Linked DNA regions of Homo sapiens: regions 1 and 2 are each linked to region 3. Evidence: chromatin loops called from intact Hi-C (ENCODE). Cell type or tissue: Caco-2. All regions are shown on one strand. Each heading gives the region's core, and the rest is flanking DNA. Links, peaks and the distances in the headings are about the cores only.

Region 1 (8,445 bases), core at 1,500-6,499, 99 kb after region 3:
ATTGAGGGGGGAAAAAAGTCAGAAGATGGATTATCTTCTGATGAAGGCTATAGGCTGTAGAATGTGGCTGAGTGTGTCCTTGTATCCTAATAAGACAGACTGTCCCATCAGTCACAAGCAGCGGTGGACCGGAGCACCCTCCCATGTGGAGGGAGAGAATTTGTGCTCCCTTCTTGATCCTCAGATACCAGGAAGAGGAAGACACGGCAACTCATGCCCAGTTTCTCCTGGGGCTGGGAATATGCTAATGCTCTCCTTTCCCTATGTGCAGGAGTAAGGGCTGAAGAGGAGGCTGGAGCGTTATAGTAGTTGATGGCCCTTCACACCAAAGGAAATATCTGGAGTAGGAGGAAGCATTTTCTTCTCCAAAAATTCTTTTTTTTTTTTTTTTTTTTTTTTTAAGAAAACAGCCTTGCTTTGTCACCCAGGCTGGAGTGCAGTGCAGTGGTGCAGTCTCAGCTTACTGTAACCTCCGCCTCCCATGTTCAAGCAATTCTCCTGCCTCAACCTTCCGAGTAGCTGGGATCACAGGCGCCCGCCACCATGCTCGGCTAATTTTTGTATTTTTAGAAGAGCCAGGGTTTCACCATGTTGGCCAGGCTGGTCGCGAACTCCTGACCTCAAATGATCCACCCGCCTCGGCCTCCCAAAGTGCTGGGATTACAGGCATGAGCCACCGTGCCTGGCCCCAAAAGTCTTACTATTTCTTGGATTATACAATAACTTTGAGGATGTGAAGCAAGCTATGAACCACCATCCAAGGAAAATGCACGTAGGTCTTGTCATGGACTTTTGTATCCCTTTCCCTGTCTTCTGGTTTCTGTAGCTCCAATTTTTCTTTTAGGAACTGTTCCTCTTCCATTCTGTGTGAAGTAGTGGTGCTGCCAATCAGTATGCTCCGCCTTCCCTTGGTGACAAGGGTTGGGCATGTGATCCACTCTGTCCAATCAGAGAAGCCTGTTCTCCTAGCCCTATTGTTTCAGGAATAGGCATGTGATTTAAAGCAGCCAATCAGGGAAAGACAACTCAGGGAGGCGTGACATACTTTCCTTAAGAATACTGACCAGTTTGGGCAGGGTGGCTCATGCCTGTAATCCCAGCACTTTGGGAGTCCCAGGCGGGCAGATCACGAGACCAGGAGTTTGAGACCAGCCTGGCCAACATGGTGAAACCTCATCTCTACTAAAAATACAAAGTTAGCCGGGTGTGGTGGCACACACCTGTAGCCCTAACTCGGGAGGCTGAGGCAGGAAAATTGGTTGTACCCGGGAGGCGGAGGTTACAGTGAGCAGAGATCATGCCACTGCACTCCAGCCTGGGCAATCAAGAGAGGCTTCATCTCAAAAAAAAAAAAACAAAAAAAAAAACAGGGCTGGGCACAGTGGCTCAAGCCTGTAATCCCAGCACTTTGGGAGGCCGAGGCAGGTGGATCACCTGAGTTCGGGAGTTCGAGACCAGCCTGACCAAAGTGGAGAAACCCCATCTCTACTAAAAATATAAAATTAGCTGGGCGTGGTGGCGCATGCCTGTAATCCCAGCTACTCAGGAGGCTGAGACAGGAGAATCACTTGAACCCGGGAGGTGGAGGTTGCCGTGAGCCGAGATCACACCATTGCACTCCAGCCTGGGCAACAAGAGCAAAAACTTTGTCTCAAAAAAAAAAAAAAAAACTAACCTGGAGAAAAAGTAAAGGTTAGACTCTCTGTAGATGTTTTTTTTTCTGCCAAGTAGAAAGAATCAGTCTGAAGAATGGAGCCCAACAAAGCAGAAATGTGTCTAATTAGTGAACACTTGAATCTAGTCATCAATGAAATCTGGTCTTCTGGTTACTTGAGCCACTAAATTCACCTTTGCTTTTGCCCAAGCTGCTGGAGGTAGGCTCCTGTTCTTTGGTATGTGCACACACAGAACTCGGCCTCCACTTTCCAGAAGTGCTAACTATGAGCCCAGACCTGCCTTGTATGTTAAGAGCCCCCTCTGTGAGCGGTGCCCATTATGAATTTGAAAAATGATCATCTATTCTAAAACATTCAAACACATCTTGCTGCTGCATTTGGGGCAGCAATACTTGCTTCTTCATGTTGGCACCGTTTCTGCCTGTCAGCAACTTGGAAACCATACTGAAAATACAGGCCGGAGGGCATGTAGCTTAAGAGAAAACAAGTCTCATGGGTGTGTTACAATGTAGGAAATGCTAGCGAAAGTGTCTACCAGAGGATAGAGAGGTTAAAGTTCGGCCACCCTCTTTTTCTTTATATATAATGGGTGAGAGTTGGAGGTGGGAAAGGGAGAAAGAGAATCCCACCCAAACCAAAGAGGATGTTTGGACAAGTTAATCTGCGGAAAGCTCTAGAAATTTGATGCAGGGTGATGAAAAAGCTGTGGCATGATAACATCTAGTGTTTGATTAAGCCTTTCCTCTAGGCTGGATGTCATACTTAGCACTTTACATACATTGTAGCAATTCTAGTGGGTACTATTGTTATTCCCATCTTACAGATGATGAAACTAACACTGAGAGGAGTTAGAAACTTGCCCAAGGGTCCTGCTGGTAGAGCCAGGATTTGACATCAGGGCATTCTGAACCCTATATTTGCTAACCACTATGCCCTTCCTTTCTAGCTAAAGACCTGGGTTTGAATCTAGCTCTGTTACTTGCTGGTTGAGTGACCTTGAGCAAATCAACCTCTTTGAGCCTGTTGCCTCATGTAGAAAATTCAGGGAGTAGGCCGGGCGTGGTGGCTCACACCTGTAATCCCAGCACTTGGGAGGCCGAGGCAGGCAGATCACAGGGTCAAGAGATCGAGACCATCCTGGCTAACCAACATGGTGAAACCCCATCTCTACTAAAAATACAAAAATTAGGTGGGCGCAGTGGTGCATGCCTGTAGTCCCAGCTACTCAGGAGGCTGAGGCAGGAGAATCACTTGAACCCGGGAGGCAGAGGTTGCAGTGAGCCAAGATCGAGCCACTGCACTCCAGCCCAGGCAACAGAGCAAGACTCTGTCTCAAAAAAAAAAAAAAAAAAGAAGAAGACAGAAAGAAAGAAGGAAGGAAGGAAGGAAGGGAAAATTCAGGGATTATACTAAATAATTTGTTTTCTCTCTTTCAACTCTAACATTTCAAAAATTATAATATCCCCAATCCCCCAAACTAGGATTTGTATTCCTGGCTTGAACTTTTTTCGCTCAAGACCCTATAGATTGGTTTTCCCATGGATTTCGGATCAAAAGCTTCCTTTGAATTATGTATTCCTTTGAAACGGATTCAAATGCAGGGGGATCTGAAAAGACTTCATCCTTGCTGAGTGAATCAGCATCCCGTGAACACAGGTGACAAGTTCTGACCCATCCCTTCACTGTCTGATAAGCCCAAAGGTCATGCTCTGGACTCAAACCTACTCTTCCTTCTTCCTGCCCATTTTGTGGGTTTTCTGATAAGGTGCCCTAAGGCAGCTGTAACACTGTTTTCTCTCCCTACAAACACAGTCCCCAGGGCGTGCACTCTGCCTGCAAACTTCCCAGCTGCTTCCAGCTCTCCCTCTGCCCACAGCCCTTTATTGCTGCATTCCAACAAATTAGCCATGTGACAGATTATTTTTAACTTCAATAGAGCAGCTCCCTCTCTTTTAATATATCATGCTTGGCCCACATTCCCTCGGTGAAAAGGGCACCATCGGCTACTTCTGAGAACTTTTAATTACTCCAATTGTTTGCAAAACTCTCTTAGAAGCTTGGGAAAAAAATATTGCAAGCTACAGTTCTGATTACAAGAAGAAAAGAAAATACATTTCTTTCTCCGTTCCTCTCCAGTCCCCTTACTCTCCAGTTTTCTTATTTAGTGGAGACCTGGGAATTTTCCAGGTCTTCTCAAATCCCCTCTACCCCCCTGCCACCCATTATCTAAGAGCAGGTTTTTTTAAGTATAAGTCCATCTCGAAAAAAGCTAAAGAAAAAAAGTAATAAAGTGCAAATCTAATTGGGAGGAAGGGAGGGCAGTTTCCTGAGTAACAGAGACCCCCACCCCGATCCCACACAGAACCCTAGCAGGTGAAGGATGGCAGCTCCCAAAGCACTGAATGCCCAGCCATCCTAGGTCTTGGAAGTCTCCAAGAGGGTCCTGGAGGTTGAGCTTGACACTGAGGTTGAACCTTCTATCTTGAAGTCAACTGCACGTAAACAATGAGCATCTCAGTAACCACCGCATGGGCCAAAGGCCCTTCTCCAAGTTTTCTGAACTTTCTAAATCCCAGATACTTCTCTAATTTCTTTTTCTTTCTTTCTTTTTTTTCTTTTCTTTTTTTTTTTTTTTTTTTTTTGAGATAGAGATGGAGTTTCGCTTTTTCGCCCAGGCTGGAGTGCAATGGCGCCATCTCAGCTCACTGCAACCTCTGCCTCCCGGGTTCAATCGATTCTCCTGCCTCAGCCTCCCGAGTAGCTGTGATTACAGGCGCCCACCATCACGCTCAGCTAATTTTTGTATTTTTAATAGAGACGAGGTTTCACTATGTTGGCCAGGCTGGTCTTGAACTCCTGACATCAGGTGATCCACCCACCTCGGCCCACAGGCATGAGCCACTGCACCTGGCCCATATAGTGTTCTATTGCTAATGTAAAATAAAAAAATAAAAGGAGGGGAGAAAATATAAATGTGTTATTTTATTTTTAAAATTTTTTTGGAGACAGAGTCTCATCCTGTCATCCAAGCTGGAGTGCACTGGCACGATCTCAACTCACTGCACTTTCCACCTCCCGGGTTCAAGAGATTCTCATGCTTCAGCCTCCCAAGTAGCTGGGACTACAGGCATGCGCCACCACACCTGGGTAATTTTTTGTATTTTAGTAGAGACGGAGTTTCACTACATTGGCCAGGCTGGTCTTGAACTCCTGAGCTCAGGCAATCTACCCGCCTCTGCCTCCCAAAGTGCTAGCATTATAGGCGTGAGCCACCATGCTGGGCCTGTAAAGACAAGCCTGGCCAACATGATGAAACCCTGTCTCTACTAAAAATATTTAAAACATGTTATTTTAAACATGTACAAAATATCTATCTAGGGGAAGGTATTCTAGGAACTGGTAGAACTGGGGAAGGGAACTGGGCAACTGGACAACATAGATGGGGAAACAAATTTCACTTTATACTCTTTGTATCCTCAGAATTTTTAAATTATGTGAATGCATAACCTAATCCAGTATAATTACATTTTTTTTAAGTTGAAAGGAATATTTGGCAGTATTTCCAAGCACCTGGGCCCTCGAGATATGAGAAACGCCCACCATTTATGAATTGGGGCAGGAGGAAAGGGCCAGATCCCAGCTGTCACTCACTGTAGTCATGAACCGAAGCCATAGCATCACTATAGTAAGATAAAAGAGGTACCAAGAGGACAGGAGGAAACAAAATCAGTCTTGAGTCACATATGGGCATCATGGGTATTTATAAAAGGCTTAGACGGTTCCTTCCTAAATTTGAATTTATGTCAAGAGATAATCATTTCAGGAAGTGTGAGTTCCTCTCTTCAAACTGTTTTGGACAATCCCATTCTGATATGAGCTGCATAGAGCCAAGCTCATTTATAGGGAACATCTGTGTGGGAGGAAGGGGGGGAGTGGAAGAGCATAGAAAAGAGACCTCCTGAAGCTGAACTTGGACACCTCTTGTGTCTTTTCCTGGTTTCCTTTGAGTTGTACATTTGCTTGGTTGTGTGACAAGGAAGGTCTATGAAACTTTTATGGTCCATTATGTGGGTTTATGTATATAACATGAAAAAGTGACACGTGGAAGAGGAGTTTCACTGAAATCTGCACTCTTTTTGTGAATGTCTGTGTTCCAGAAGGTTCCTAGAGTTGTTGGATGATGGCTCTGATTACTGACTCCTTTTGACCACTAGTCAGGCAAAAAAAAAAAAAAAAAATTTGGCTTTGAATAACAAATTTATAATTATTCATCTTATTTCACAGTAAGCTACCCCTTTAAAAGTCTACCATTATTTTTTTTGTATTTTTATTAGCATTTAATTACTAGTGAATATATGGTAATACATTCTTCCCTTTTGAAAAAAATTAGAGCATTGCAGACAAAGTTTTGGTTCTCTTTAATCACTCCCCACAACGCCAGTTCCTTTCTCCCTTCCTCTAAAAAAATCACTTCTAGGAGTTTTGAGGCTATCCTCACTGACTTTTCAGTATACTTTTGCATACATATAAATGTACTCATAGAAAATAAACATGTAGTATTTTTACATGCATGTTTTTAAGAAAACAAATTATATTCTATATATTATTCTGCAGTTTGATTCTTTTCACTCAATAATATAATATTGAACACTTTATACGATTATTATAGATAGTCATTCTTTTTTTTTTTTTTTTTTTTTTGAGACAGGGTCTCCCTCTGTCACTCAGGCTGGAGTGCAGTGGCATGGTGTTGGCTCACTGCAACCTCCACCTCCAGGGCACAAGTGACCCTCCTGCCTCAGCCTCCCAAGCAGCTGGTACCACAGTCACATGCCACCATGCCCTGCTAATTTTTGTATTTTTTGCAGAGACAGGGTTTTGTCATGTTCCTCAAACTGGTCTCAAACTCCTGGGCTCAAGCAATCTGCCTGCCTTGGCCTCCCAAAGTGGTGAGGTTATAGGTGTGAGCCACTGTGCCCGGCCCTTTTTAACTTTTATACAATATTCCATTGTGCTTGGCTATTTCTCTTTTGATAGGCATTTAGATTAATTCCAACCTTTGTCTACTATAGACAATGCTTCAGTAAACTTTTTTTTAATTATACTTTAAGTTTTAGGGTACATGTGCACAACGTGCAGGTTTGTTACATATGTATACATGTGCCATGTTGGTGTGCTGCACCCATTAAGTCGTCATTTAACATTAGGTATATCTCCTAATGCTATCCCCCTCCCCCCACCCCACAACAGGTCCTGGTGTGTAATGTTCCCCTTCCTGTGTCCACGTGTTCTCATTGTTCAATTCCCACCTATGAGTGAGAACATGCGGTGTTTGGTTTTTCAGTAAACATTCTTGTACAGTTCTCATTATACACACATACAAGTACCTTATAGTCAATAAACATTCGGTCGTGCAAATAAAAAGTCAATATGCAATCTTAGAATGAGGTTTAGGTACAATGAAACTCTAAATTTACCGTTTAAAAATTGTCATCATCGTGGGCATTTTGCACCTCTGTAGATTATTATGGTGTGGCCCTGAGACTGGGGCTTGTGGAAGAACTGACTGAAGATGTTTCCTTGGCCAGGGAGAGAGAGAGAGAGCTGTAAAACACCCTTGTGAAAGGTAGGGCTGGGATACTCAAGACTGTGCTATCTAACACAGTAGCCACTAGCCACAAGTGGCTATTTAATTTTAAACTTAAGTGTGTTAAAGTTAAATCAAATTAAAAATTCAGTTCCTCAGTTATAGAAGCCACATTTTAAGTGCTCAAAAGCCACATATAATCAGTGGCTACCATATTGAGTGCGAATACAGAACATGTCCATCATTAAAGAAAGTTCTGGCCAGGCGCAGTGGCTTACGCCTGTAACCCCAACACTTTGGGAGGCTGAGACAGGTGGATCACCTGAGGTCAGGAGTTCAAGACCAGCCTGGCCAACATGGTGAAACCCTGTCACTACTAAAAATACAAAAATCAGCCGAGCGTGTTGGCAGGCACCTGTAATCCCAGCTACTCAGGAGGCTGAGGCTGGAGAATCGCTTGAACCTGGGTGGTGGAGGTTGCAGTGAGCCGATATTGTGAATTCAAGTCAGGCTCAGTAGCTCACGTCTGTAACCCCAGAACTTTGGGAGGCCATTTGGAAGATTGAGGCAGGAAGATCACTTGAGCCCAGGAGTTCAAGTCTGCATTGAGCTATGATGGCACCACTGCACTCCAGCTTGGGTGACAGAGTGAGACTGTCTCAAAAAGAAAAAGAAAAAGCAAGTTCTGTGGGACAGTACTACTCCAGAAGTTATTTTATATAGTCCTATCTAGTAGCCAATTTAAAATTTCCTTTCCTGAAATGTAATTACTTCCATTATTACTAAACCTTTGATGAAGTATTTTAAATAATAGTAAGAGCTAACATTTATTGAATGTATGTATTGGTTAGTTTTCTTTGTTGCAGAAAACAGATTTCACTCTTGCTAATTTAAACATAAAAGGATTTATTAAGGGGTATGGATAGCTCATGGACTCATTAGGGAAGTTGAAGAAATAGACACTAGGATAAATATCCAGGAATGACTTTCAAAATTACACTGTGGTTGGGCACAGTGGCTCATGCTTGTAAACCTAGCACTTTGGGGGGCCAAAGCAGGAAGAGCGTTTGAAGCCACTAGTTTGAGGCTGCAGTGAGCTACGATTGCACCACTGCACTCCAGCCTGGGTGACAGAATGAGACCCTGACTCAAAAAAGAAAAGAAAAGAATTGCTAAGCAGCC
Region 2 (8,445 bases), core at 2,119-7,118, 120 kb before region 3:
AGCCTCCCAAGTTGCTGAGATTATAGGCATACACCACTATGCCTGGCTAATTTTGTATTCTTAATAGAGACGGGGTTTCTCCATGTTGGTCAGGCTGGTCTTGAACTCCCAGCCTCAGGTGATCCACCCACCTCGGCCTCCCAAAGTGCTGGGATTACAGGCGTGAGCCACCACACCCAGCCTCGAGTCTATTTTTTTCTTTTTTTTTTTTTTCCCAAACAAAAAGGAAATTTGAAAGAAACAGATTCGATAAAAAGAGAAAAAGATCTACCCAAATGCATTTATGATTTATGTGATGGAAAAAAATTTATCCTAGTAATAGCCCAATCACTAATAGCATGTTACTAATCAGGATTTTATCTCCATTTCTCCAATTATTAAAATAAATTAATCAAATCAAAGCAAAACTTTGTGGACTGAAACACTCTAACTTTCCCAAAGAAGGGTATAAAGTTGAGGTATCATACCTCTCCACTAGAGGTATGATAGTAATGTTACTAAAAAGTACATGGAAAGAAATTAAATGCAGAACTTGTTATATTCCACCCCTCTCCAAAGTCTGCCCCTCAAAACAAACAAGTAAAATGCAAGGTCAAGTGGAAGGTATAGGAAGCATGGATTCCTTCACCAAAGATGTTTTCTGATTAACTGACTCAAGTGTTTGGAAATAAAAGAAGTCAGCCTGCCAGAAGTTTATCATGCCTATCCAAGGGAAGCTACAGTTCATATAGTCATTACCAGCACAGGATTTTATTTCAGACATAACTGGTTTGGTTCTGCTACTTTAAATAACTTCTCTAAGACTTAAATCATCATTTAAACTCTTCTTTTACCCCAGTACCCCAAAGATATTCCCTCTAAACTATAACCATACAATCTGAACACAGCCACTGGCCTTTCTCCTAAATCTGCTTCCCATGGGATACCGAAAGATTAAAGGAATATAAATTATGCTATTAATACTGCTATTCAACCCTAAATTCAATCTAAATTAAATGCTTTTACAGTCTCCACTAGCCAATGAAAGAAATCCTGAATAAGAGCATATGCACTTTATTTATTTTATTTTATTTTATTTTATTTGAGTCAGGGTCTCACTGTGTCATCCAGGTTGGAGTATACAGACACAATCAAAGTTCACTGCAGCCTCCAACTCCTGAGCTCAAGAGATCCTCCTGCTGCAGCCTCCCGAGTGGCTGGGACCACAAATGTACACTGGCTAATTTTTTTAAAAAAACTTTTTGTAGAGACAGAGTCTCCCTCTGTTGCCCAGGCTGGTCTCAGACTCTTGGACTCAAGTGATCCTCCTGTCTCAGCCTCCCAAAGTGCCTGGATTACAGACATGAGCTGCACCTGGCCCATATGTACTTTAAATCTATGAAAATGACAGTCCTAAATAAGTGCCGGCTACTTCATGTTATGCCACAGTATCTATTTTTCTTATGTTATCTTTTAAATCAGTTCAGAAATATAAGAGAATAATGAAATTCCAGGTTTATAAACACAAGATACGAAGAAACAGAATGGGAAATCCCTAATGGAAAGGCAGCTTCTGAGGAAAGACTTCCTTAGAAAACAAAAGCAAAATCACTTAGATGAGAGAGAAAAGAGAGTGAGAGAAAGTGAGAGAGAAGGGATATGGGTATTAGATAAGGTTTCTTTTTGGAGTGATAAAAATGGCAATGGTTACACAACTCTGTATTTACATTAATAACCACTGAATTGTACCCTCTAAATGGGTAACCTTTATAGTATGTAAATTATATATCAATAAAGCTGTTTTTTTTTTTTTAAAGGAAGAGAGTAATAGAAGAAGCACAAGAAAGAATTAGACAAGAACAAGCAGGGTATCTAACAGTGCTCTAATAAACTTCATGGACAAAACCATCTCTCTTCACATAGCTTCTATATATAAAGAAGGCCAAGCTGCAAACTAATTTGTCTTTTAAGGCTCTTCTACTAGAGGATCAGGAAAATGCTGCAGGCAGTTATCCTAAATTCAGTAAAATATGTGATAAAAATCTTTATAAGTTATTGTAAACAAGAAGAAGAAATATAGACTTAATAAAATAGATGACTTCTAAACAACAGTACCCAAAAAATGTATAGGTTCAATCTGGAAGAAGGTGGTTATATCACAACTTGAACAAAGATATGACTTTTCAAATGACATAGGCTTAAAAGGGATTAAATCTTATGTCATAATTCATCACAGATCATGAAAGACTGGAATATCTGCCCAAAGGAAGGAGATGAAACTTAACAAGGATTAATGTAAGAGCTGGTAAAATCTGCTCTTGTGCAATAAACTTACATGTACTCACTCTATTTCTCTCTCTCTCTCTTTTTTAATCTAGAAGTGATTTTACTTTTGTGTTCTAAGGAACTCTTTCTTCAGTCGGCCAAGACTAGGGTGATTATTTTCTTTTTATTTATTTTTTCTCAGACATGCTCAGTTACCTTTTCAATTTTTTTGTAGAGACGCGGTCTTGCTATGTTGGCCAGGCTGGTCCTGAACTCCTGGGCTCAAGCAAGCCTCCTGCCTTGGCCTTCCAAAGTGCTAGAATTACAGGCGTGAGCCACCATGCCTGACCTGATTATTTTCTGATATATTTTTTCTATTAATGCTGCTAATAATTTGTGCGATAATGTGTAATCAACTCACCTAAATTTCATTAAAAATTTTAGTTGACCAAAATGCCACGGTAAGTGCACTGCTTAAGTATCCATGTAGTAGAATTAGGGCAAGTGCGATATAATAACTCCATTAACATAAATTATTAATATGTGTATAAGAAAAGTAGATAGGCAGAAAGGGAAGCAAGTTCAGAAGATCAAGAATCTGTCCCATGCTGGTGCATTCTCATAGAGCCCAGGGCAACTGGAAAAAGGAAATAGAAGAATGAAATCAACATTTTCAGATATTGAAAATAAATTAATGCTTCCCAATGTTGGGTGGAAAGGAAAACAATGTAAAAATGCACTGACTGGTTGGCTTGTTTAGTCATTCTGTAAACTATAATAGATCCATTTATGTCACTGATTATTTCTGGGTTAATTCAATCCTTTATTATTCAACACTGTCTACAAGAGGGTGGAAGAATTTCACTACAGTGGGTCAAATTTAAAGTAGGCAGAAATCCTATTCTGAGGCACAGGACAGTGAGAGAGAAGAAAAAAATTGGTAATTTAATAGGGCAACTTAATTTTTTATTTGTTTGTTTCTTCTCAGTTGGGCACTCTATGTCCAAAGAGCTGATCACCCAAATCCCCTTCTCTACTGCTTTACTGTTACTGGTCATTCCAGGAAGAGATGAAAAGACCTCAAGAGTGCAGGGAGATAAGCCACAGGAAACAGCTGGGAAAAGACATGCTTTTCATGCTGTACTCACTCAGCAAAATAACAACATTAATAACATAATTACAGCTACTATTTTTTGAGCACTTTGCAGGGCCAGGCTCAGTATATGTATTTTTCTCATTTAACCTCAAAACAATCAATCCTATGAGGTAGGTTTTATCAATAAAGAATGTGATATCTGTATTATAGTAAAAAAAGAAAAACACATGTGATAAGAGAAAGATGATAAAGTTTAGGACAGCGGCTTCCTTTGATGGGAGACAGGAGGAGTAGAAATAAGCTGAGCTACACAATGGGTTCACAGGTGTTCTTTTTACTGAAGTATATAATCAAATAAAATATATACAACAAAATTAGGGCTATACACGGATAGAGCACAGCCTCACAGAGATGCTACAAGGCTTAAATAAGTTGATCTCTTGAAAAGAAGTCTAAGTTCTTATTCTTTCTTAGAATTTTCATCCCTACCTCCCTACCTCACCCTTGTTGACCTAAGAGCTGGCATTTGGTGTTCAACTGCTTTCGGGTCAGAGAGTAAAAATCAAAATAGTCAGAGAGAGCCCATCTACTTTATGACTTTTCTCAAGACTGTCTTATTTACTTTCAAATAGTAAAATAAAGTTGTACAACTAATACTATGGACTTGCATCTATACAGAGGTGGATAATAAAAACGGGGAAAAAAGCTCCGTAAATAAGATGTTTCTGTTTCGTTGTCAAGTAAGCAGCTAAAGAGAAATAAATATCTGTGGTAAAAAAGAATGTTCCTTTGTGTTGGGAATGCTTTAAAAATCTAACAAGAAGTAAACTAATGCTCACAACAGATATTAGTTACTCAAACAATGAATGCTCTCTGATATGAAATGCAAACATTATAATCCTGAAAAATCCATTTCTAAACATTTTAATCTTTTTTTAAATATTAGATTTTACTTTAAAAAAAACCTCTAAATGTGAAGCTACTCTTGGAATCTGAAAGAGTTAGAAAAAACCTTCAGAAAATGGTTTGGGAATGAAATGCCTTACTCTTCCACCTCTCCATTAACTATCTCAATCAGCTGGTAAATTCCAAGGTTATAATTTCACATTAAATATTCTAAAACAAAATGCCTGGCATCTACAATGTGCCAACATCGTTCTGCATTGAAGAGAGACAGCATTCATTTTGTTAAAAACACTTCAAGCTTGACAGTCATCATACTTGGCATCTCTACTGGAAAAAATGTACTGGCTGCAGGTCCACTGGATATTCAGTTTCTAAAAGAGTATGCAGTCCAAGAATAACTGGTAGGTAATGCTCTGTCTTAACAAATTTTTCTCAATTTCTAAGTTTAAGCCAATTTACTAGTCTGCTGCCACATATTTACTTATTCATAGCACTTCTGCCAGGCTGTATTTAATTACTGTTTTCCTAAAACAATCTAGTGTTTTAAAGTAATTTTAAATAATATACAGCAGTATAAATTATATCAATTTGGGGAAGAAGAAAACTAACTTGAGTTCTACAGAGTTTTTTTTTTTTTTTTTGAGATGGAGTTTCGCTGTTGTTGCCCAGGCTGGAGTGCAATGGCACGATCTCAGCTCACCGCAACCTCCACCTCCCCGGTCCAAGCAATTCTCTTGCCTCAGCCTCCCAAATAGCTGGGATTACAGGCATTCGCCACCACGCCCAGCTAATTTTGTATTTTTAGTAGAGACAGGTTTTCTCCATGTGTTGGTCAGGGTGGTCTCGAACTCCCGACCTCAGGTGATCCGCCCACCTTGGCCTCCCAAAGTGCTGGGATTATAGGCATGAGCCACCGTGCCCGGCCTTCCACAGACAATTTAATATAGTATAACATATCTTTTTTCTACTAGGTATTATTTTTCACTCAAAAACTTTAAAATTATGTTCAGCCAGGCAAAGTGGCTCATGCCTGTAATCCAGGCATTTGGGAGGCCAAGTTGGGAGGATCACTTTAGCCCAGGAGTTTTGAGACCAGCCTAGGCAACACAGCAAGACCCTGTCTTTACAAAAAAATACAAAAATTAGCCAGGTGAGGTGGTGCAAGCCTGTAGTTCCAGCTACTCGGGAGGCTGAGGTAGGAGGACTGCTTGAGCCCAGGAGGTCAAGGCTGCAGTGAGCCATGATTGTGCCACTGCGTTCCAGCCTGGGTGACAGAGCAAGGCCCTGTCTCAAAAAAAAAAAAAGAAAAGAAAATTGTTCTCTAAATAACCTCTTAGCATGAAAGACAGAATGGAATATACCAGTCACCTAACTATTCTGATTATATTTTAAATTTCTTTGTTATTTTCTGAAGAAATTTCTTGAGTCTATCCTAGAAGGAACAAAACTCTCTAGTTATCAAGAATCCATACACCACTGAGTAAAACATTTATGGTTTATTTATAATTTTTAGATATCTTACAAGAGTACCTTTTCAATAGAGCTTTAAGAACTTTGAGGCTGGGCACGGTGGCTCACGCCTGTAATCCCAGCACTTTGGGAGGCCGAGGCGGGCGGATCACAAGGTCAGGAGATCGAGACCATCCTGGCTAACACGGTGAAACTCCATCTCTACTAAAAATAGAAAAATTAGCCGGGCGTGATGGTGGGCGCCTGTTGTCCCAGCTACTCGGGAGGCTGAGGCAGGAGAATGGCGTGAACCCGGGAGGCGGAGCTTGCAGTGAGCCGAGATCGCGCCACTTACTCCAGCCTGGGTGACAGAGCCAGACTCCATCTCAAAGAAAAAAAAAAAAAAAAAAGAACTTTGGACTCAGATGGAGTCCAAGAGGAATAAGAGGGCTCAAAGGAGGGTATCAGAAGCCTAGAGGGGAGGGGGAAGGATACCTATAGAGAATAGGGGGAGGCCTGGGAAGGGATTTCAGAGCTTAAGCAGGGTGAGGAGGACATAAATGAGTGGATGAGAGGGGCAAGAGATATTCTAGATGCAGAGTCTGAGCAACATGAAGAAAGTATCTATATAGGACAGCCTAGTGTGTGGTGTCAGAGCCTAAGCAGGGTGAAGAATATATGAATATCTGTGCAGGGGAGGATGGCTCAGGTTGGGATGTTAGTGCCCAAGAGGTGGGATGAGGACAGCATCCACGCAAGAAAGAAGGCTGATGCACAGGGGGTCTGCCTAGGGTGGGAGGTGGGAACCCAAACAGAACGCAAATCTCCATATGGATGGACAGCCTAGCCCAAGGAGTAAAAGCATGAATAGAATGAGAAGGATCTCTGTGGAGTGAGCAGGGAGAGCCCAGGATAAAATGCCAGAGCCAGAGAAGGGTGAGGAGGGTATCCATGCAAGGGGCAACCAACAGAGGGTATCATAACCTAAGTAGTAATGAGGATGTCCACATAGAAGGATTGCCTAAGGTTGGTTATCAGAGGTTACCCGGCAGGTATAAATAGTGTGTTCACTGGGCAAGAGAGGGGGAGCCCAGCACGGGGAGTTACAATCCAAGCAGGGTGAGGAGGGCATGTGAGGCCTTGGAGCCTGAGCTGAATAAGGAGGGCATCTGTGTAGAAGGGTTGCCTACGGTGGGAAAGTAGAAGACTGACTAAAGAGGGCATTTCCGTAGATAGGCAGCCTGGCATGGGGTGTTGGAGTTCAAATGGGGTAGGGAAGACATCTATCGGGGTTGAGGGAGCAGAAGCAAAGGGCAGTTTTAGGTAGGATTCAAAATCCTAGCAGGATGAGCAAGATAGGAGGCTATCTACCTAGTAGGGCTGCCCAAAGTGGGGAGTAAGAAACCAAGTAGACTGGAGGGTATTCACAGGAGAGCAGGAGGACAGCCCCAGGTGTCAAGAGCATCCATGTAGGAGGCAAGCTATGAGAGGCCAAGTTGGGTAATTAGGGTATTAATGTGTCAGAAAGCAGGAGGCAGTAGCAATGGGAGATTGGTTACAACAGGAGATTGATCAAATAAGTAAACATAGTAAGATGAAAGGAAATCAAGTTTCTCAATAAGATGAAAGGAAATCAAGTTTGTCAAACAGTGAGTTACAAACAGAGAGAGAAAAGAAGAAGGAACCCTACGGTATTGCATTGCAACGGGAGGTACTGATGTGAACTCATCAGTCAATATGTACAGATAGAAAAATATAGGTATAAATGTGTATATATACCTGTGTGTGTGTGTACAGACATATAAATATACATATATTCCCTAGCTTCTGTCCTCTGAAAGGTCCTAGGAGAAGCAGCACCCCAAAAGTAACCAGGGCTTTTCAGAGAAATAGTATCAGGGCTGGGACAGGCAAAATACAAGATGAACCTGGAATGTCTTGTTTTGCTAAAGGTAAGAAAGTACTCAAAGAATTACGGGGGCATATCAAAAGGACACAAAAGACAGCATGGGTTGGGTGCGGTGGCTCATGCCTGTAATTCCAGCACTTTGGAAGGCCAAGGCAGGCAGATCACCTGAGGTCACAAGTTCGAGAGCAGCCTGGCCAACATGGCAAAACGTCGTCTCTAGTAAAATACAAAAATTAGCCAGGCATGGTGGCACGTGCCTGTAATCCCAGCTACTTGGGAGGCTGAGGCAGAAGAATCTCTTGAACCCAGGAGGAGGAGGTTGCAGTGAGCCGAGGTCGCGCCACTGCACTCCAGCCTGAGCAACAGTGAGACTCCATCTCAAAAAAAAAAAAAAAAATTTAGCTGGGAGTGGTGGTGGGTGCCTATAGCCCTAGCTGCTCAGGAGGCTGAGGCACAAGAATTGCTTGAACCCAGGAGGAGGAGGCTGCAGTGAGCCAAGATCGTACCACTGTACTCCAGCCTGGGTAACAGAGCAAGATTCTGTCTCAAAAAAAAAAAAAAAAGGAAAAAGAAAACCATAAAAGTCCAGGAAACACCAAGGAATGATTTCAGATTCAAAGAAACTAAAGAGATATGACAACTAAATGGACATATAATTCTAAACTGGATCCTTTTGCTATACAGGAAATTACTGGGACAATTTGCAAAACCCAAATAGGATCTAAGGACAAGGTGAAAAAAATGTATTGATGTTAATTTTTATTTTGATAGCTATATTGTGGTTACATAAGGGAATATTCTTATTTGTTGGAAATACCAAAGTATTGGGAGGCAATGAGGA
Region 3 (8,445 bases), core at 1,144-6,143:
GAGCCACCACACCCGGCCAATTTTTGTATTTTTTGTGAAGACGGGGTTTCACCATGTTGCCCAGCCTGGTCTTGAACTCTTGAGCTCAAGTGATCCGCCTGTCTCATCCTCCCAAAGTCCTGGGATTACAGGTGTGAGCCACTGCACCCAGCTAAAGAATTATTTCTAAAGAACATTTTGAATGAGGAGACAGGAATAAGTAGGATCAGATTTTATTTTGAAAGTAATAATTACAAAACTTTTTGGAACCCCACATATTGGTATGTATAAATGAAATGGAACCATTTTTTATCTGTAATTCCAGGGAGTTCACAACAAATGCCCTGGGCTAAAACATCAGCAATCTGAGTTGATTTTTTAAAATCTGGTCTTAACACCTGGGCTACAGCTTCAGTGGGTCAAGGCTGCTCTTGACAATGGCTGTCATTCTCAGACGAGAGAAGCATCATATTCTCACCAGGACTTAATTAGGAATCTGGATTCTATTAATACTATTAATTTCTTCCCCAAAGGCAAGAAAATCTTGGGATTACAATTCATGATTCTCATTGTACAGTGTCTAGTAGGTTAGAATTATTCTTTCATTATTTTGCTCCTCCCTGTCTTTGTCTTTTCTTTTTTTCTTTTTTTTTTTTTTTTTTTTTTGAGACAGGGTCTTGCTCTGTCACCCAGGCTAGAGTGCAGTGGCACAATTTTGGCTCATTGCAACCTCTGCCTCCTAGGTTCAAGCGATTCTTCTGCCTCAGCCTCCCAAGTAGCTGGGATTACAGGTACCCACCACCATGCCTGGCTAATTTTTGTATTTTTAGTAGAGAAGGGTTTTACCATCTTGGCCAGGCTGGTCTCGAACTCCTGACCTTGTGATCCACCCGTGTCGGCCTCCCAAAATGCTTAGATTACAGGCATAAGCCACTGTGCCTGGCCGCCTTTTTTTTTTTTTTTGCCCACCCCCAGTTGGGAGTCTTGCTCTGTTACCCGGGCTGGAGTGCAGTGGCGTGATCACAGCTCCCTGTAGCCTCAACTCCTGGGCTCAAGCGATCCTTCTGTCTCAGCTTCCCGAGTAGCTAGGACTACAGGCACATGCCAATCACCACATCTGGCTACTTTTTGTATTTTTTGTAGAGATGGGATCTCACTGTGTTGCTCAGACTGGTCTCCTGGACTCAAGCAATCCACCTGCCTCAGTCTCTCAAAGTACTGAGATTACAGGCATGAGTCAATGCGCCTGGCCCCACATTTCCTTTATTCATTCATCAGTTGATGGACATTTGGGTTGTTTTCATTTTTTGGCTATTATGAATAATGTTGCTATGAACATTCGGGTACAAGTTTTGGTGTGGACTTTTCTTTTTTTTTTTTGGAGACGGAGTCTCGCTCTATCACCCAGGCAGAAGGGCAGTGGCGCGATCTTGGTTCAATGCAACCTCTGCCTCCCGGGTTCAAGCGATTCTCCTGCCTCAGCCTCCTGAGTAGCTGGGATTACAGGTGTGCACCACCATGCCCAGCTAATTTTTGTATTTTAGTAGAGATGGGGTTTCACCATGTTGGTCAGGCTGGTCTGGAACTCCTGACCTCAAGTGATCTGCCTGCCCTCGGCCTCCCAAAGTGCTGGGATTACAGGCTTGAGCCATCACATCTGGCTGACATGTTTTCATTTCTCTTTGGCATATGCCTAGGAGTTAAATTTCTGGGTCATGTGCCTCTTTATACTTTTCTTTTCTTTTCTTTTTTTTGAGGCAGAGTCTCGCTCTGTCGCCCATGCAGGAGTGCTGTGGCGCGATCTCGGCTCACTGCAAGCTCCGCCTCCCGGGTTCACGCCATTCTCCGGCCTCAGCCTCCTGAGTAGCTGGGACTACAGGCGCCCACCACCATGCCCGGCTAATTTTTTGTATTTTTAGTAGACAGGGGGTTTCACCGTGTTAGCCAGGATGACCTCGATCTCCTGACCTTGTTATTCGCCCGCCTCGGCCTCCCAAGTGCTGGGATTATACGCGTGAGCCACCGCGCCCAGCCCTATACTTTTCTTTTTTTTCTTTTTCTTTTTGAGACAGAATCTTGTCGCCCAGGCTGGAGTGCAGTGGTGTGATCTTGGCTCACTGCAACCTCCACCTCCAGGGTTCAAGTGATTCTCCTGTCTCAGCCTCCCGAGTAACTGAGATTACAGGCATGGACCACCACACCTGGCTAATTTTTGTATTTTTAATAGAGATGGGGTTTCACCATGTTGGCCAGGCTGGCCTCCAACTCCTGACCTCAAGCAATCTGCCTGCATCAGCCTCCCAAAGTGCTGGGATTATTGGCGTGAGTCACCGCGCCCGACCTCTCTTTATACTTTTCAAGAGAATCATATGAATTACCTACTGCTGTGTAGAAAATTGCCCCAAAACTTTATGGCTTAAGATAACAATAATAATAATAATAATATATAATAATAAGATAACAAGAGTTTCACTCCTGTTGCCCAGGCTGGAGTACAGTGGTGCGATCTCGGCTCACTGCAATCTCTGCCTTCCGAGTTCAAGCGATTCTCCTGCCTCAGCCTCCCGAGTAGCTGGGATTACAGGTGCCTGCCACCACGCCTGGCTAATTTTGTATTTTTTGTAGAGACAGGGTTTCTCCATGTTGGTCAGGCTGGTCTCAAACTCCCGACCTCAGGTGATCCACCTGCCTTGGCCTCCAAAGTGCTTGGATTACAGGCGTGAGCCACTGTGCCTGGCAGAAAACAATAATTATTATCACTCACAGTTTCTGAGGGTCAGGTGTTTGGAGCCCTCCAGGTTGCTCGTGAGGCTGCAGTCAGATGCTGGTCAGTGTGGCAAGGATCCGAAGGCTTGGCCTGGAGCTAGAGGATCCACACTGAAGGTGGTTCACTCACATAGCTGGCAAGTTGGTGCCAGCTATTGGCTGGGCGCCTCAGGTCCTGTCCACATGGACACCTGAGTATGCTCAAAGAACTTGGCTTCCTCCAAAACAAGCTAGACAAGAGATGAGTGTGGAAGCTGCATTATCTTTTATGACTAAGCATCGGATGTCACACCCAGTCACTGTCACCCTATTGTATTGTTCATGTATGCCAGCCCTGATTCATAGGAAAGGGACTACAGGAAGAGGTGGATACCAGGGGTGGTAGGATCAGCAGGGACCATCTTGGTGTCCCATCCAAGTACTAACGAGGCCCATCCTTGCTTAGCTTCCAAGAAAAGATGTGATCAGGATGGGCGTGATGGGTAGTGCCTGTAATCCCAGCACTTTGGGAGGCCGAGGCAGGCAGATCACAAGTTCAGGAGATCGAGACCTCCTGGCTAACAGGGTGAAACCCCATCTCTACTAAAAATACAAAAAATTAGCTGGGTGTGGTGGCGGGCACCTGTAGTCCAGCTACTCGGGAGGCTGAGGCAGGAGAATCGCTTGAAGCAGGGAGGCTGCAGTGAGTCGAGATTGTGCCACTGCACTCCTGGGTGACAGAGTGAGACTCCGTCTCAAAACAAAACAAACAAACAAAAAAAGATGAGATCAGATGCATTCAAGGTGCTATGGCCGTAGACCGGGATCATCCTGGAGGCTGGCTGATTTCAAACAGGTTGATTTCAAGGCTCTGTTCTCTTATTCCTGAGGAAATAATCCAGATGTATACACCCCAGGCTGGAGATCAAAAATTACATGTCTGCTGAGCACCTGTAATCCCAGCTCTTTGGGAGGTCGAGGCAGGAGGATCACTTGAGCCCAGGAGTTCAAGACCAGTCTGGGAAACATAGAGACTCCAACTCTTTTTTTTTTTAATAAAAATAAACAATTTTTTTTAATTACATCTCAAAATTGGCCAAGTCCTGACAGCAGGATCTGTCAGGATCTGTGATTTGCTTCCTCTTCTTGGTGAATTGAACAGCCTGCAGTGGAAAGTCCTATCTCTCCTGCTGGGGAATTTGAGGAGAAAGAGAACCTTAGTGCACTATGTAATAGAAATAAGATAATGAAGTCCAAGACTGCATGTTGCCCTTGGGCTGACACAGCCTGAAAGAGCCAGCCCTTTGTCTCTCTATCTACAGCAGCAAAACCTTCCTGGAATGTCATTTGAGTTATTCCACCCAGTGGTCCAATTCACTTTCTCTCCTGGCACATCAGCAAGTTACTTATTAAGCATCTACTGTGTACCCAAGAGCAAATCCCAGGATCATTTGAGACTAGTGTAGATGGATAAGCCAGAACTGCCCAGGCATGACCAAAATAGATGTTGTCAAACCCACCTGTCCGGAGGCTTCAAAGGCAAGGAACTGAAAAGTATTTCTTTCCTTTTTTTTCCCCCTGAGTTAGCATTTAGAGAAGTCACAGCCACGAGAATGCTTTCAGATTTACTTTCATTTAGAAAACTCCCAAGGACATGAGAGACAAAGAAAGATTGAGCAACACTTCTAGATGAAAGAAGAGTAATAGCACCTGACAACAACATGTAATGCGCATCCTGATTGTAGCCTGGACTGAGAAAAAATAGCTGTAAGATACGTGATTGGAAACTGGTGAAATTTGGCATACCAATTATAGATTAGATAACAGTATTCAGTATTAGATAACAGGATCAAGTTTAACTTTCCTACATTTTCTTTTTCTTTTTTGAGATGGAGTCTTGCCCTTATCGCTGAGGCTGGAATGCAATGGTACAATCTCGGCTCACTGCAACCTCCGCCTCCCGGGTTCAAGTGATTCTCCTGCCTCAGCTTCCTGAGTAGCTGGGATTACAGGTGCCCGCTACCATGCCTGGCTAATTTTTGTATTTTTAGGCAAGACAGGGTTTCACCATGTTGGCCAGGTTGGTCTCAAACTCTTGACCTTGTGATCCACCTGCCTCGGCCTCCCAAAGTGCTGAGATTACAGGTGTGAGCCACCGCACCCAGCCTAACTTTCCTATATTTTCTAATTATATTTTGGTCATATAATAAAACAGATTTGTTCTTAGGAAATACACACTCAAAGATTAGTGTATAAATGTGTCCACAACTTAACCTTCAAGTTGTTCAGGAAAAAAAGTATACAAACACACACACACACACACACACACACACACACACACACACGTTTATGGAGAAAGGAAGAGAAAGAGATAATCCCAGCACTTTGGGAGGCCGAGGTGGGTGCATCACTTGAGGCCAGGAGTTCAAGACCAGCCTGGCCAACATAGTGAAACCCCGTCTCTACTAAAAATACAAAAATTAGCTGGGCATGGTGGCACATGCCTGTAATCCCAGCTACTCAGGAGGCTGAGGCAGGAGAATCGCTTGAACCTAGTAGGCAGAGGTTGCGGTGGGCCAAGATTGCACCCATACACTCCAGCCTAGGTGACACAGTGAAACTCCATCTCAAAAAAAAAAAAGAGAGAACAAATGCAACAGGACGTTATTAATGCATCTGAGTGAAAGATATGCAAGAACTCCTTATAATATTCTGTTTGTTTCTTTTGTGTAAATTTGAAATTTTTCAAAATAAAAAGTTTTTAAAAAATGAAAGGAGGCCAGGTGCAGTGGCTCACACCTGTAATCCCAGCAATTTGGGAGGCAGAGGCAGAAGGATTGCTTGAGGCCAGGAGTTTGAGACCAGCCTGGGCAATATAGTGAGACTCTCTCTCTATTTAATTTAATTAAATAAAAAATGTTAAAAAATAAAAGGAAACTGCTGAGGCTCTTCTGTCAAAGACAGGACAGGAGAGGCCGTGGTGTCATCATTTGTTCATGGAATGTGGAATGGTAAGTAGAGGTCGAGGTCAGATGGCTACCCGCATGGCCATGCTGCTGCTGTGTCTTGGGAGCTGGAGGTGACAACTGTCTGAGTTGACAGCATCTCCTGGCAGCTGTTAGGAAGCCCAGCACTACCAAAACTTTGCACTGTCCTTGTGACCCTAGGGTCAGCCCCTCAGTCAGTCTCTACATGTTTCACCCCTACCTCTGATCTGGGGACATCTCAGTGGCTCCCCGTGAGGTCTCAGGCTAGGCCGTGTCCGCATCCGCCCTCTTGCTCTTTAAGATTGAGTACATCCTTCTGTGGAGTTGGGCCCTGGGCCAGAAGGCAGAAACCTCTCCCTTTCCCTCCAGATCAGAAGCAACCTGGCCAGAACACCATGGTATAAAACCCCCAAGTTTCCAAGAACATCTCAGAGCTGCGGAATTAACCAAATATCCTTGCGTGAGTTAGAAAACCCCTCCCCAAGATGCCACAGCATCAGAGGTTAAGGCACCCACCCTGATTCCTAGTCCAGCAGATGTGGAAGAGGCGGCCGAGAGCTCCATGAACATAAGAAACAGATCCTCCGGTCAAGGCCCAGAGAACACCCAAGTGCAACACACAGGCCCTTTGGCCTTCAGAATTCACCAAATATGAAGTCTATGAAATAGTTTCAATGCCATCCAAAACTGAGTATCACCATCGCCTGCGGGAGCCAACCCACTGCCTTCCAATTAGCAGTGAGAGGAAGTGGAAAGGGCACCAGGCCCAGGGGCTTCAAAGAAGAGGAGGTCAGGGAGATCCCTGACAAGAGAAGCAATCAGAGAGCCCCCAAGGAGATGAGCACAACGGGAGAAGAAGGCCTTTCTAGTTCCCGTGAAAGTGGTTACTGGACTCTAATGGCCCCAGGCAAGCCCACAGCCCACACAGCCCCCTCCTGGGGACAAAGCCCTTTCTCTTCCAGCTCTCAGGTGTGCAGGGGTCAGATCAGCTGGACACTATTCACAGATGATATTCTCCACCCTCCTGATTCCCAGCAATCAGGCAAATGAATCTCAGGCCCTAGCCCATAGCAAATTCTTTCTTTTTTTTTTGAGACAGAGTTTCGCTCTTGTCGCCCAGGCTGCAGTGCAATGGTGCAATCTTGGCTCACTGCAACCTCTGTCTCTCGGGTTCAAGCGATTCTCCTGGATCAGCCTCCCAAGTAGCTGAGACTAACAGGCACGTGCCACCACACCCAGCTAATTTTTATATTTTTAGTAAAGAGGAGATTTCACCATGTTGGCCAGGCTGGTCTTGAACTCCTGACCTCAGGTGATCCACCTGCCTTGGCCTCCCCATGGCGTGGGATTACAGGCATGAGCACCCAGCCCCATAGCAAATTCTTGATAGCAAACATTTTTTTTTTCTTTTTTTTTAAGACAGAGTCTCTGTCACCCAGGCTGAAATGCAGTGGCACAATCACAGCTCACTTGAGCCTTGACCTCCCAGACTCAAGCCATCCTCCCACCCCAGCCTCCCGAGTAGCTGGAACTACAGACATGCACTACCACACCTGGCTAATTTTTGCATTTTTTTTCTAGATACTAGGTGTTGCTATGTTGCCCAGGCTGGTCTCAAACTCTTGGGCTCAAGTGATCTGCCCGCCTCGGCTTCCCAAAGAACTGGGATTACAGGTGTGAGCCACCACACCTGGCCAACATTTTTTTAGTGCTTACCAAACACTGTCCCATGCGCTTTACAGATAACAACTCATGGAATCCGCCCAATAATCTCCTATGAGCATGGTGCTGTTATTATTCCCATTTGACAGATATGGAAATTGAGGCATGGAGAGGTTAAGTAGCACACCCAAAGTCACTCACCTGATAAAGAAGGAAGACAGGATTTGAACCCAGGCATCTGGCTTGAGTCTAGGCTCCTAACCACTTCCTTATGCTGGGTCTCCTAGCCCGCTCTACCTGCTGCTTCTAAAAACCTATCGATGAAATAAACGCTCATATTTTAGAAATCGTACATAGACAGAGATGGATAAGGGGGGTCTGCACAGCAGATTGACAGACGATGAGAAAAAGGAGTGGGTCTCACTGTTACCTGGTGCACTTAATCTCATTCGTTCCCTCATTCATTCATCCTATGTAGAATTCAGGGGCTACTAGGTGTTAGAATGAGGAGACATCAGAACAGTTGAGTTGGTGAAATGAAACCCGATCACACACATAGTGAAATAATCGGCAGAGGGGAGTGCAGGTCCAGCGTGTGGTGCTGGCGTGAGCAGCAGGGTGGGGTCGGGGAAGGAAGATCTGGCAGGAGGAAGGGAGAGGGCCAAGCTCCCTGGCCACCCCACCCCCACCGCAGATTGGGGGCCCTTCCCCTGTCCTGCTTATCTGACCCACACCCCCATCCTTATGTTAGCATTTCCCACACTGAGTTGAAGTTTCCTATTCACTCCTCTGTTATTAATATCTGTATCTCCAGAGATAGGCATGGATTCAGTGTTTGTTGAGTGACCTTCTGAATGAGAAAGCCTCTGAGGGGAAAAAAAAGAAAAAGCACACGTGTGCAGAGGGAAAATGAGCAGACAGGCTCACCTGAGCAGGGGGTGCCGCAGCAGGTGCTTCTCAAACTCTAACGTGCATAAGAAGCTCATGAGGAGCTTGCAAAGAACTGCAAATCCTGATTCAGGCGATGCGGGGGTGAGGGCCTGACAGTCTTCATTTCCAGTGAGCTTGCTGG

What was found. Hi-C counts contacts between places; a loop is a spot of excess contacts. Peaks named below come from ENCODE experiments on the same cell type or tissue, not always from the same donor. Only the 100,000 strongest peaks of a DNase experiment are listed, where the experiment ranks them.
Region 1: a loop joins it to region 3, with 7 times the contacts of the local background. A loop is called at or near these places in 2 of 110 quality-filtered maps.
Region 2: a loop joins it to region 3, with 4 times the contacts of the local background. A loop is called at or near these places in 2 of 110 quality-filtered maps.

Annotation. Positions count from the first base shown.
Region 1 is chr16:69,399,629-69,408,073 of GRCh38, reverse strand. No RefSeq gene overlaps it. Among named protein-coding and RNA genes, the nearest start is that of TERF2, 18 kb to the right of the region's middle. In Caco-2, for the core only: no CTCF peak of the experiment used is centred there; DNase peaks (open chromatin) are centred at 3,463 and 4,109; H3K4me3 peaks cover 648 bases.
Region 2 is chr16:69,614,601-69,623,045 of GRCh38, reverse strand. The region is part of intron 2 of NFAT5 (nuclear factor of activated T cells 5); the gene reads right to left. Among named protein-coding and RNA genes, the nearest start is that of NFAT5, 53 kb to the right of the region's middle. In Caco-2, for the core only: no CTCF peak of the experiment used is centred there; no DNase peak of the experiment used is centred there.
Region 3 is chr16:69,498,015-69,506,459 of GRCh38, reverse strand. No RefSeq gene overlaps it. Among named protein-coding and RNA genes, the nearest start is that of MIR1538, 64 kb to the left of the region's middle. In Caco-2, for the core only: no CTCF peak of the experiment used is centred there; DNase peaks (open chromatin) are centred at 4,169 and 4,671.